Regions from separate parts of the Homo sapiens genome. Here region 1 is linked to region 2. A link is an interaction called in ENCODE POLR2A ChIA-PET data of the cell type or tissue named here. Cell type or tissue: PC-9. All regions are shown on one strand. Links, peaks and the distances in the headings refer to the core of each region. The heading gives the core; the rest is flanking DNA. Region 1 overlaps MGST2 (microsomal glutathione S-transferase 2). Region 2 overlaps LOC105377622 (a long non-coding RNA gene).

Region 1 (5,384 bases), core at 172-5,171, 72 kb before region 2:
AGTTCCTTCAAGGGAAATTCCAAGCACCTTGCTATCCTTCAGTCCCGCTAAGCGAGAAGATAATAATAGTTTAAATAATAGTCACCCAAATAAGACAGAGTTACAAGACGTTCGGTTCCCTATAGAAACTAAAGACAACGTCTTCACATAAGTTCTTGAGTTGTTTCTCAGAAACCAGGACCTCCACCAGATGGAAAATGCTGACCACTGTCACACAGACCTCAGCTAAGCGGGAACTGAGGACTGAATTCTGACCACCATTCCCTGTTCTAAATTTCTTCCTGAGGGGCCTGCAGAGAATCACACACACGGGTTAAACCTCATGAAAGGAAAATAAATCTTAGGACCCCCAAATCACTAAGCCAAAGGGAAAAGTCAAGCTGGGAACTGCATTGGACAAACCTGCCTCCCATTCTATACCTAAATAAGATAGCTATAAAGATTTTGTTTTTTTAAGAGACAGAGTCTCATTCTGTCACCCAGGCTGGAGTGCAGTGGCATGATCTCAGCTCACTGCAACCTTCACCTCCTGGGTTCAAGCAATTCTCCTGCCTCAACCTCCTGAGTAGCTGGGATTACAGGCATGTGCCACCATGCCCAGCTAGTTTTTTGTATTTTTAGCAGAGATGGGGTTTCACCATGTTGGCCAGGCTGGTCTTGAACTCCTGACCTCAAGTGATCTACCCGCCTTAGCCTCCAAAAGTGCTGGGATTACAGAAGTGAGCCACTTTGCCTAGACACCAGATAAAAAAAGAAAAAAAAAAAAAACTACATAGCTCCCTCACAATTTACCCACAAGGAAATTCCTTGTGGACAAAGGACAGACAGAACTCAAAGTGATTCCTCTGCTCACTTGAGACAAATACATATCTGATTGCTTCCTTTGATTCAGTAAAAGGCTAATCAGAAACTCAAAAGAATGTCTCCTATCTACCTATGACCTGGATATAGACTTTGAGTTGTCTCGCCTTTCCGGACTGAACCAATGTACATCTGACATAAATGAATTGATGTCTCATGTCTCCCTAAAATGTATAAAACCAGGCTGTGCCCTGACCACCTTGGGCACATGTTGTCAGGAGCCCCTGAGGCTGTGTCACGGGCATGTCCTTAACCCTGGCAAAATAAATTTTCTAAATTGTCTCAGATACTTTTTAGCTTAGAACCTTAATATTTCTTTCTGCTGACCCAAGTTTTTAGACAAAGCCTTGCTCCCTTAACCAACTGCAAACCAAAGAATCTCTGAATCCACCTGTGGCCTGTAAGCCCCTGTGTCAAGATATCCTGCCTTTTGAGGCCAAACCAAGGTATAACCTCCATGTATTGATTTATTATCTTTCCTATACCTTCTGCTTTCCTGAAATATACCCCTGCCTTTAAAAACCCTTGCTTGGGCCAAGTCTGTTGGCTCACTCCTGTAATCCAGAATTTCAGGAGGCCAAGGTGGGAGGATCACTTGAGACTAGGAGTTCAAGACCAGCCTGGGCAACATGGTGTGACCCTATCTCAAATTTTAAAAACCCATTTAGGCATGGTGGTTCACACCTGTAATTCCAGCATTCTGGGAGGCCGAGGCAGGAGGACTGCTTGAGCCCAGGAGTTTGAGACCAGCCTGGACAACATAGTGAGAACCCATGTCTAGAAAATAAAAATACAAAAATTAACCAGGTGTGGTGATGGTGCACGCCTGTAGTTCCAGCTACTTAGGAGGCTGAGTAGGCAGGATCGCTTGAGCCTGGGAGGACAAGGCTGCAGTGAGCCAGGATCAATGCACTCCAGCCTGGGTGACAGAGCAAGACCCTGTTTCAAATAACAATAAAATAAATAAAATTTTAAAACCCTTGCCTGAAAGCCATTGGGGAGTTAGGGTCTTAAGCATTAGCTGCCCAGTTCTCCTTGCTTGGCACCCTGCAATCAATGCTTCCCTTTCTGTCACTGCAAATCCTGGTGCTTGTGTTTGTTTCTGTATGCTGGGTGAATGGACCCACGTTCAGTTGGGTTACAGTAACTATTATTTCGCTTCACATTATTTATTTCAGTTTTAGCTCCTTACCAGTTGTCTCCCCCACTATCTCCTTGTCTGACTTGTTTTAGTACCTCAATATCTGTTTCCTACCTGCTAATATTTTAAAAATGTTTCCTTTTAAAATTCCACACCAAGTGTATAGTTTGGGTCTCTCCCTGTGTTAAGAGTATTAGAGGCAATGTGTTTCCTACTGGAACAGGATATGATCTCCCCCTCTCACAAGAAGTCAATATTGATCCTGGTGTAGCAAGGGCTCTCAAAGCAGGCTCTTCCCTTCCACTAATCCCCTTCTGCTACAAATAAGCTGTTGTTTAGGATTTAAACATTGTCACTGAATATCTAAAGTGTGTAAATGCTGTCCGGGCCCAGTAGTAGCTCACGCCTGTAATCCCAACACTTTGGGAGGCTGAGGCTAGTGGATCACTTGAGGTCAGGAGTTTGAGACAAGCCCGGCCAACATGGTGAAACCCCGTCTCTACTAAAAATACAAAAATTAGCTGAGTTTGGTGGTGCACACCTGTAGTCCCAGCTACTCAGGAGGCTGAGACAGGAGATTTGCTGAAACCCAGGAGGCGGAGGTTGCAGTGAGCTGAGATCGCACCACTGTACTCCGAGTCAAAAAAAAAAAAAAAAGTGTGTAAATGCTTGGGATTGGAGTTTTCTCATTCATACTGCAGCCTGAGAGAGCAGAGTGAGGAGAAGGAATGTACAGATGGGCCCTGACTGTCTCCAACCCTGGGCTCCATCCCTCCAGGGCAGCATCAATCTGGAAAGGCCAATGACTCATGGGCTCAGCTAAAGGGATTTGTCCATTGAGGGGGAAATGAGGACTTGGCCACTCTGCACCTGCTATTACCATTGCTTCTAACATGCTTCACAGCCTTGCAGAAAATACTTGGCAAGTCTTCTTGTTTCCACCTATAAAATGGAAATAATGAAAGGTATGTGCTCCTAGACTTATGAATTAGTAATGCACAGGAGCCTAGAGCTTCAAAATGAGGCTGGGAGTAAGCAAGCCTTAAAAGTGCTATCTTTTCTTACGTTAATTGCACCCAATGGGCATCTGTTTGTGACACTAGCAAGTGTGAGGAATGAGCTTCAGTAAATGGAAGAGGTACTGAGATATCCCACCTACTCCCAGTCCAGCCCCAAGAAAGAGGATTCAGCTGGGCTCACCTCCAGCCCCAAGGGATAGAAGCCCTTCTGTTCTCTCAGGTGAGGGGCCTCAGAGAGACCATGGCTATTTTTGGAATAATATGATGAGAGTGGGGCCAGGTGCGGTAGTTCGTGCCTGTAATCCCAGCACTTTGGGAGGTTGAGGCGGGTGGATCACTTGAGGTCAGGTGATCAAGACCAGCCTGGCCCACACGGTGAAACCCCATCTCTACTAAAAATACAAAAATTAGCCAGGTGCAGTGTCGTGTGCCTGTAGTCCCAGATACTCAGGAGGCTGAGCCGGGAGAATCACTTGAACCTGGGAGGCAGAGGTTGCAGTGAGCCGAGATCACACCACTGCACTCCAGCCTGGGCCACAGAGTGAGACTCCCTCTCAAAAAAACAAAAAGAACAACAACAAAAATTAGCCGGGCATGGTGGCGCACCTGTAGTCCCAGCTACTCGGGAGGCTGAGGCAGGAGAATTGCTTGACCTTGGGAGGCAGAGGCTGCAGTTGAGCTGAGATCACACCACTGCACTCCAGCCCGGGCGACAGAGCAGTAGGTCTGAAAATATATATACGTATATATGATGAATATATGATGACAGTGGGGTGCTATTTCACCTCCTTTTCTGTAGAGTTTCAACTTTATTTCCCTTATGAGTTGATTAAAACCTCTAGATAATAATCTCCTTTTGCTTTGCCTGTCTTTCCTCTTTCCCTAGCTTTCTCCAGAGATACACATGTGCTGAGGAGAAACCAAAAATGAAATCCTAACCCCCAAACAACTGAACAGACCCACTCTTGGCCGAGGGAACCCCAGAGAGACCTGAAAAACTGAATTCCCTGCCGTGAGGGGAAGGGAGGTAGGACACACCTGGTTGTGCCCCCTCCCTTTTGGAGTTTAGGCACAACTGCCCAGGATTAAGGTTAAAATGGGGATCATAAGACTAACAAAGCCGGCTGCAGCAAGAAGACATCAAATTGTAGACAAGACCTAAGGCCTTACAAGGCAAGGGTTAAGTCACGCCCTACAAACCATCAAATCTCATTAGGCCAGTTCTTTTAAATTAACCCAGTATGTGGCTTACTTTCCAACTGACTCTGGTATAGCATCACATGACCTCTTTATCTTTTTTTTTTTTTTTTTGAGATAGGGTCTCACTCTCACCCAGTCTGGAGTGCAGTGGCATGATCTCGGCTCACTGCAACCCATGGACTCAAGCAATTCTCACACCTCAGCCTCCCAAGTGGCTGGGATTACAGGTGAGTGCCACAACACTCAGCTAATTTTTTGTATTTTTAATAGAGACAGCATTTCATCATGTTGCCCAGGCTGGTCTTGAACTCCTGGGCTTAAGTGATCTACCCACCTTGGTCACCCAAAGTGCTTGATTAAAGGCATGAACCACCACACCTGGCCACCCCTTCTCTTAATGTAAGCATTTCTTTGTGCTGAATTCAAGTCTTTAAACAAAGCTTTACTCCTTTAACAACTGCAAATCTGAGAATCTCTGAGTCCACTTATAATCTGTAAGCCCCCTGGCTTTAAGATATCCCACCTTTTGGGGCCGAACCAATAGATACCTTCCATGTATTGATTTATGTCTTTGCCTATAATTCCTGCCTCCTTAAAATGTATAAAACCAAACTGTAACCCAATTGCCTTGGGACCACCCACTGAAGGCTTCTTGGGTTTGTGTTTTCTCCGAGCCATGGTCACTCATATTGGCTCAGAATAAACCTCTTTAAAAGATTTCACAGAGTTTGGTATTTCTGTTAACCGCCCCCCCCCCGCCCCCCACCGAAGGAAATCAGAATATTACACCTCAAAATATGACTGAACTAAAGAAGCTGCCTCAAGGTCTTTGTGACCTCTCCACTGCCTCCTGTCTCAACCTGTGGTCTCTACCAAGGCACAGGATGCAGCTGGGCAGTCCTCTGAAACTCCCTTATCTACCTAGAAACCAGACCCCCTAAGACAAACACAATTGCCTGCCGTCTCCTCCCTCAGACCTCATTATCTCATGTGGAAAAGAAGACCGAGGAATGCACACACCTGGACGAACTTTCCCACCAGATTAAGCCTACCCCTCTGGCCAATCAAATTCCAGAGAATCATTGACAAGTTACTTTGTCTCCCAGTCCATTCATTCTCCCTAATAATTGTTTACTACCACTCAAAAGAATTGTCTGCATTCC
Region 2 (5,384 bases), core at 178-5,177:
CACAATTTTCTTTCCTCACGGACAACATAATCCTCTTAGCAATAATTTATCATAATTTCTTTGAGCTTCAAAGGGACAAATGGGTTTGTAAATATTTCAGTTTGAGGGTTTTCTGACCCCAACCACTTAGTCAAATAAATAAGCTGCTATTTCCAGGAATTCAACATTGGTTTCCTTACTAAACTGAAGAATCCCTTATATAATGTAAACAACCACCCTCTTATTTTGTTTGTATATTCTGAGTTTCACTTTCCTATTTATATATCTGTACCTACCCACAAGACACTGATGTCCCCAATCTGCTTCTTACAAAGAGGCAGAGTTATGCAGGCCTCACGATGCAACTGCTTCTGGAAAATGCAACTGCGTGCATGGTGAATCTTCAGCTGGTGAGATATTACAGATTTCTTTTAAAATTTTTTCTAGAGAGAAATGGGTTAAGGAAATAAAGATATTGGAATGGGGCGGGAACGTGAGGTGATTATTTTAAAGACTTGGGAGGGAATAGAGTATAATAGTTGAGTATAGCTTCTAGAGTTAGACTGCCTAGGTTTGAAAGCAAACATTGCTATTTGCTAGTTCCGTGCCCTTAGGAAAGTCACTTAAGCCCCTGCACCTCATATTCCTTATTTGTAAAATGGTGGTAAAGACAGTAGCTATCTTTTAAAGTTGCTGTGAGAATTGAGTGACTCAGTGTTGTAAAGACCCTCGAATAGTGTCTGGCACATAGAAATATAGATATAGTACATATAAAATTATATATACATAATATGTACATATATAATAAATATATAAACATATACATACATGTAATATATGATATATAAAATATATCATATAATAGATAAATATATACATATAATAATTATATGTACATATTTATGTTATATAATTATTATATGTATATATTCATAAGCATATATGTATTTATATATACTTATATATATACATGTATTTATATATACTTATATACATACATGTATTTATATATACTTATATACATATATATTTATAAATATATGCATTTATATATACTTAAAATGTATATATTTATAAATTTTATTATAAATGCATACATATATAACTTATATACAATATATCACATTTATATATAATATATAATTTTTATATGCATATATGTTTATGTAAATTATATATAAATATGTATATGGGCTGGCGTGGTGGCTTATGCCTGTAATCCTAGCACTCTGAGAGGCCGAGGCGGGCTGATCACCTGAGGTCGGGAGTTCCAGACCAGCCTGGCCAACATGGTGAAACTCCGTCTCTACTAAAAATACAAAAATTAGCCGGGCATAGTGGCACACGCCTGTGATCCCAGCTACTACTCGAGAGGCTGAAGCATGAGAATCGCTTGAGCCTGGGAGGCAGAGGTTGCAATGATTTGAGCTGAGACTGTGCCACTGCACTCCAGCCCGGGAGACAGAGCGAGGCTGTGTCTCAAAAAAATGTTTATATATATATATAATCCTTCTCCCTCAGTTACTAAACAGCCTTCCCTGGACCTGACTATCAGCAATGAGAATTACTCTTCTTTGCCCCATTTCTCTCCTTCTGCCTAAGCCAGAACAATCACTTCTCCTGGAGACAGATTCATTATGAAAGGACTTTAATTCTGGTCTGACAGACTGCTTGACATTGGAGTGAATTCTCAAGGCTTATCAAAATCATCTCGTGGAATGATGAGTTGACTTGCACCCACTGAAACGGGGGCAAATCTCCTTCAAAAGATCATGCCAAAGACTGTGTGGGTACCGGAAAGGCTGTGTGGCAGGGAAAAGGTTTGCTCTAACCTAGAAGCCTGCAAGGTCCCCTCTGCACGCCCAAGCAGCGGGCCCGAGTTCATTATGGCCAGCAAAGCCAACTGACACCACAGGAAACAGAGCTCGTGGGACACCCCATGACACGAAGTTTTCAACCTCATTGCTTCCCCCTGAAGTCAAGTTTAGTCACCTGTGCTGTGCTGGACCAGCCATGAAAGTAATGAGGGAACTGGATCACTCCAGGGAAGCCCAGGTGGAATAATAGGTGTCACTCAAAAGTACAGCTTTCAACTTAAAAAGGAAGGAAATTCTGATACATGCTACGTGGATGAACATTGAAGGCATGATGCTAAGTGAAATAAGCCAGTCACAAAACAACAAATATTGTATGATTCCATTTATATGCGGTACTTAGACTAGTCACATTTATAGAAACTGAAAGTAGAAGGGAGGGTGGTTGCCAAGGGCTAGGGGAAAAAGGGAATGGAGTTAGTGTGTAATGGATGTATTTCAGTTTTGCTAGATGAAAAAGTTCTGGAGATTAGTTGAACAATGTGAATGTACTTACTACTGAGTTGCAGACTGAAAAATGGTTAGTATGGGCCAGGCGCGGTGGCTCACACCTATAATCCCAACACTTTGGGAGGCCAAGGTGGGCAGATCACTTGATGTCAGGAGTTCAAGACCAGCCTGGCCAACATGGTGAAACCCATCTCTACTAAAAATACAAAAAAATTAGCCACGCATGGTGGCGCATGCCTGTAATCCCAGCTACACAGGAGGCTGAGGCACGAGAATCGCTTGAACCCAGGAGGCAGAGGTTACAGTGAGCCGAGATCACGTCACTGCACTCCAGCCTGGGCAACAGAGATAGACTCTGTCTCCAAAAAAAAAAAAAAAAAAAAAGTTAGGATGGTAAATTTAATGTTATGTATACTTTTCCACAATTGTTAATTAATTTTTTAAAGTGCAGCTTCTGATGGCACACGTATCTCTCCCTCTTCTTTGTCTCCAGAAGATGAGAGGGAGCATGAGACAGCAGATAGGATGCGTCATCTTATTGCATTTATTTCTGTAGACCATGCATTGAGGCTGTCTGACCTTCAATTATTCATTAAACAAATATTTACTGAGTTGAGTACGTACTACATGCCAAGCATTGTTCTAGAGGCTGGAGTTACAGCAGTGAACAGAAAAAGATCTCCCCAGTTCCCTAGTCACAGGGATCTCACCTTCTAGCAGGTGGAGAAAAACAATAAGTAAATAAGCAAGTAAGATATATGGTATTTATATGGCAATAAGAGCTATGGAGAAAAATAAAGCAAAGAAGGAGGAAGAAGAAGAGTGTTTCAGGGTTGTATTTTTAAATAAGGTGGTCAGGGGAGACCTCACTGAGAGGATGGTATTTGAGTAAGACTTGAATGAGATTAGGGAGTTAGCTATTTAGGTATCTGCAGGAAGAGTGTTTCAGACAAAATAAAAAGTCAGTGCAAAGGCCCTGAGGCAGAAACATGAATGGGGTGTTTAAGGAAAAGCAAAGGGGCCATTGTGGCTGAAAAGGTAAGCAGCAGCAGAGAGACAGTCTAAGAAGAGGTTAGAAACATCACAGAAGCAGCCCAGATCATGAAGGTTGAGACGGAGTCTCGCTCTGTCACCTAGGCTGGAGTGCAGTGGCACAATCTCGGCTCACTGCAACTTCTGCCTCCTGGGTTCCAGTGATTCTTCTGCTATACCTCCCGAGTAACTGGGACTACAGGCACCCACCACCATGCCCAGCTAGGTTTTATTATTATTATTAGTAGTAGTAGTAGAGACAGCGTTTCACCATGTTGGCCAGGCTGGTCTCAAACTCCTAACCTCAAGTGATCTGCCCACCTCAGCCTTCAAAAGTGCTGGGATTACAGGCGTGAGCCACCCTGCCTGGCCCCATTATTTGTAAGAGTTTGACTCATACTCTGAGACAGTAACTAGAGGAATGATATGATCCAACTTCCATGTTAAAAGGATCACCAGGGGTTGGAGGCGGGGGTGTCAAGGGCAGGATCAGGAAGACTAGTAGGACTGCAATACTCCAGGCAAGAGATGCTGAGAGCTCAGCCCAAGCAGGTAGCTATGGAGGTGGTAAGATGTGGGCAGATTCTGGGTATATTTTGAAGATAGGGCCAACAGGATTTACTGAGAGACTGGAGGTAAGGCTCCACAGAAAGAGAAATAAGAGAAACATTAAAGATGACCGTATCGGTTTCCTGGGGCTGCTGTAACACATCACCACAAACTTGGCGGCTTAAAACAACAGAAATTTATTCTCTCACAGTTCTAAGGCCAGGAAGTCTGAGATTAAGGGGTTCTTGCTTCCAGGGGCTCTAGAGCAGCAGTCCTCATCCTTCCGGGGCCGGTTTTGTGGAAGACCATGTTTCCACGGACAGGGGCAGGAGTGCCGGGGGAGAGAGGCAGCAGGGTGGTGGGTGTGTGTGTGGATGGTTTCGGGATGAAACTGCTCCACCTCAGATCATCAAGGATTAGTTAGATTCTCATAAGAGCACGCAACCTAGATCCCTCACGTGTGTGGTTCACAATAGGGTTTGCATTCCCATGAGAATCTAATGGCACTGCTCTGACAGGAGGTGGAGCTCAGGTGGCAATGCTCATGGGGCCGCTCACCTCCTGCTGTGTGGCCCAGTTCCCAACAGGCCATGGACCAGTACCATCGCAGCCCAGAGGTTGCAGACCCCTGCTGTAGAGGATATTCTATTCCTTGTCTCTTCCAGCTTCTGGTGGATCCAGGCGTTCCTTGGCTTGGGGTTACATGACTCTAGTCTCTGCCTTCTCCTCTTTTCTGTGTCACCTGTCCCTTGTAAGGACAACTGTCATTGGATTTAGGACCCACCCAGATAATCCAGGATGATTCCACCATGAAATCCTTAACTTCATTAAATCTGCAAAGACCCTTTTTCTGGCTTACACAAAAATGCTTCTGGTTGTTTTAAAAGATAAACCAGTTTTGTTTAACTTTGTTTACTGCAGGCACTAGAAGTGCAATTGGCCCTCTTGAAATTTGGGATTATTTAAAAATAAAGGCTGGGAGCAGTGGCTTATGCCTGAAATCCCAGCACTTTGGGAGGCCAAGGCAAGTGGGTCACCTGAGATCAGGAGTTCAAGACCAGCCATGGCCAACATGGCAAAACCCAGTCTCTACTAAAAATACAAAAATTAGCCAGATGTGGTGGCAGTTGCCTATAATCCCAGCTACTTGGGAAGCTGAGGCAGGAGAATTGCTTGAACCTGGGAGGCAGAGGTTGCAGTGAGCTGAGATCGCACCATTGCACTCCAGCCTGGGTGACAGTGAGACTCCGTCTCAAAAAAAAAAGATCCTTTTTCCAAATCAGGTCACATTCTCAGGGCCTGGCGTTAGGATGTGGACATACCTTTTTGTGAGCCATGATTCAACTCACTACAGTGACTCTTATTTTAATCTGAGCAACTGTAAAGATGAACTTGCCATTAACTGAGATGGAGAAGAATGCCAGTTTGGGAGAGAAGTCCAGGAGCTCGGTGCTGGACATGTCAGGGTTGAGATGCTTGTCTGACATCCAGTGGAGCTGA

The links. Peaks named below come from ENCODE experiments on the same cell type or tissue, not always from the same donor. Only the 100,000 strongest peaks of a DNase experiment are listed, where the experiment ranks them.
Region 1: POLR2A ChIA-PET joins it to region 2 with 11 read pairs; 3 of 35 experiments call an interaction of 5 or more read pairs at or near these places.

The regions. Positions count from the first base shown.
Region 1 is chr4:139,669,853-139,675,236 of GRCh38, reverse strand. All of the region lies in intron 1 of MGST2 (microsomal glutathione S-transferase 2), which reads right to left. Among named protein-coding and RNA genes, the nearest start is that of MGST2, 6.7 kb to the right of the region's middle. In PC-9, for the core only: no CTCF peak of the experiment used is centred there; no DNase peak of the experiment used is centred there.
Region 2 is chr4:139,597,688-139,603,071 of GRCh38, reverse strand. It overlaps LOC105377622 (a long non-coding RNA gene), which reads left to right. Exons shown (of 6, transcript NR_171655.1): 5 at 315-389; 6 at 1,501-5,384. Among named protein-coding and RNA genes, the nearest start is that of QKILA, 23 kb to the left of the region's middle. In PC-9, for the core only: no CTCF peak of the experiment used is centred there; a DNase peak (open chromatin) is centred at 2,911; H3K27ac peaks cover 1,325 bases.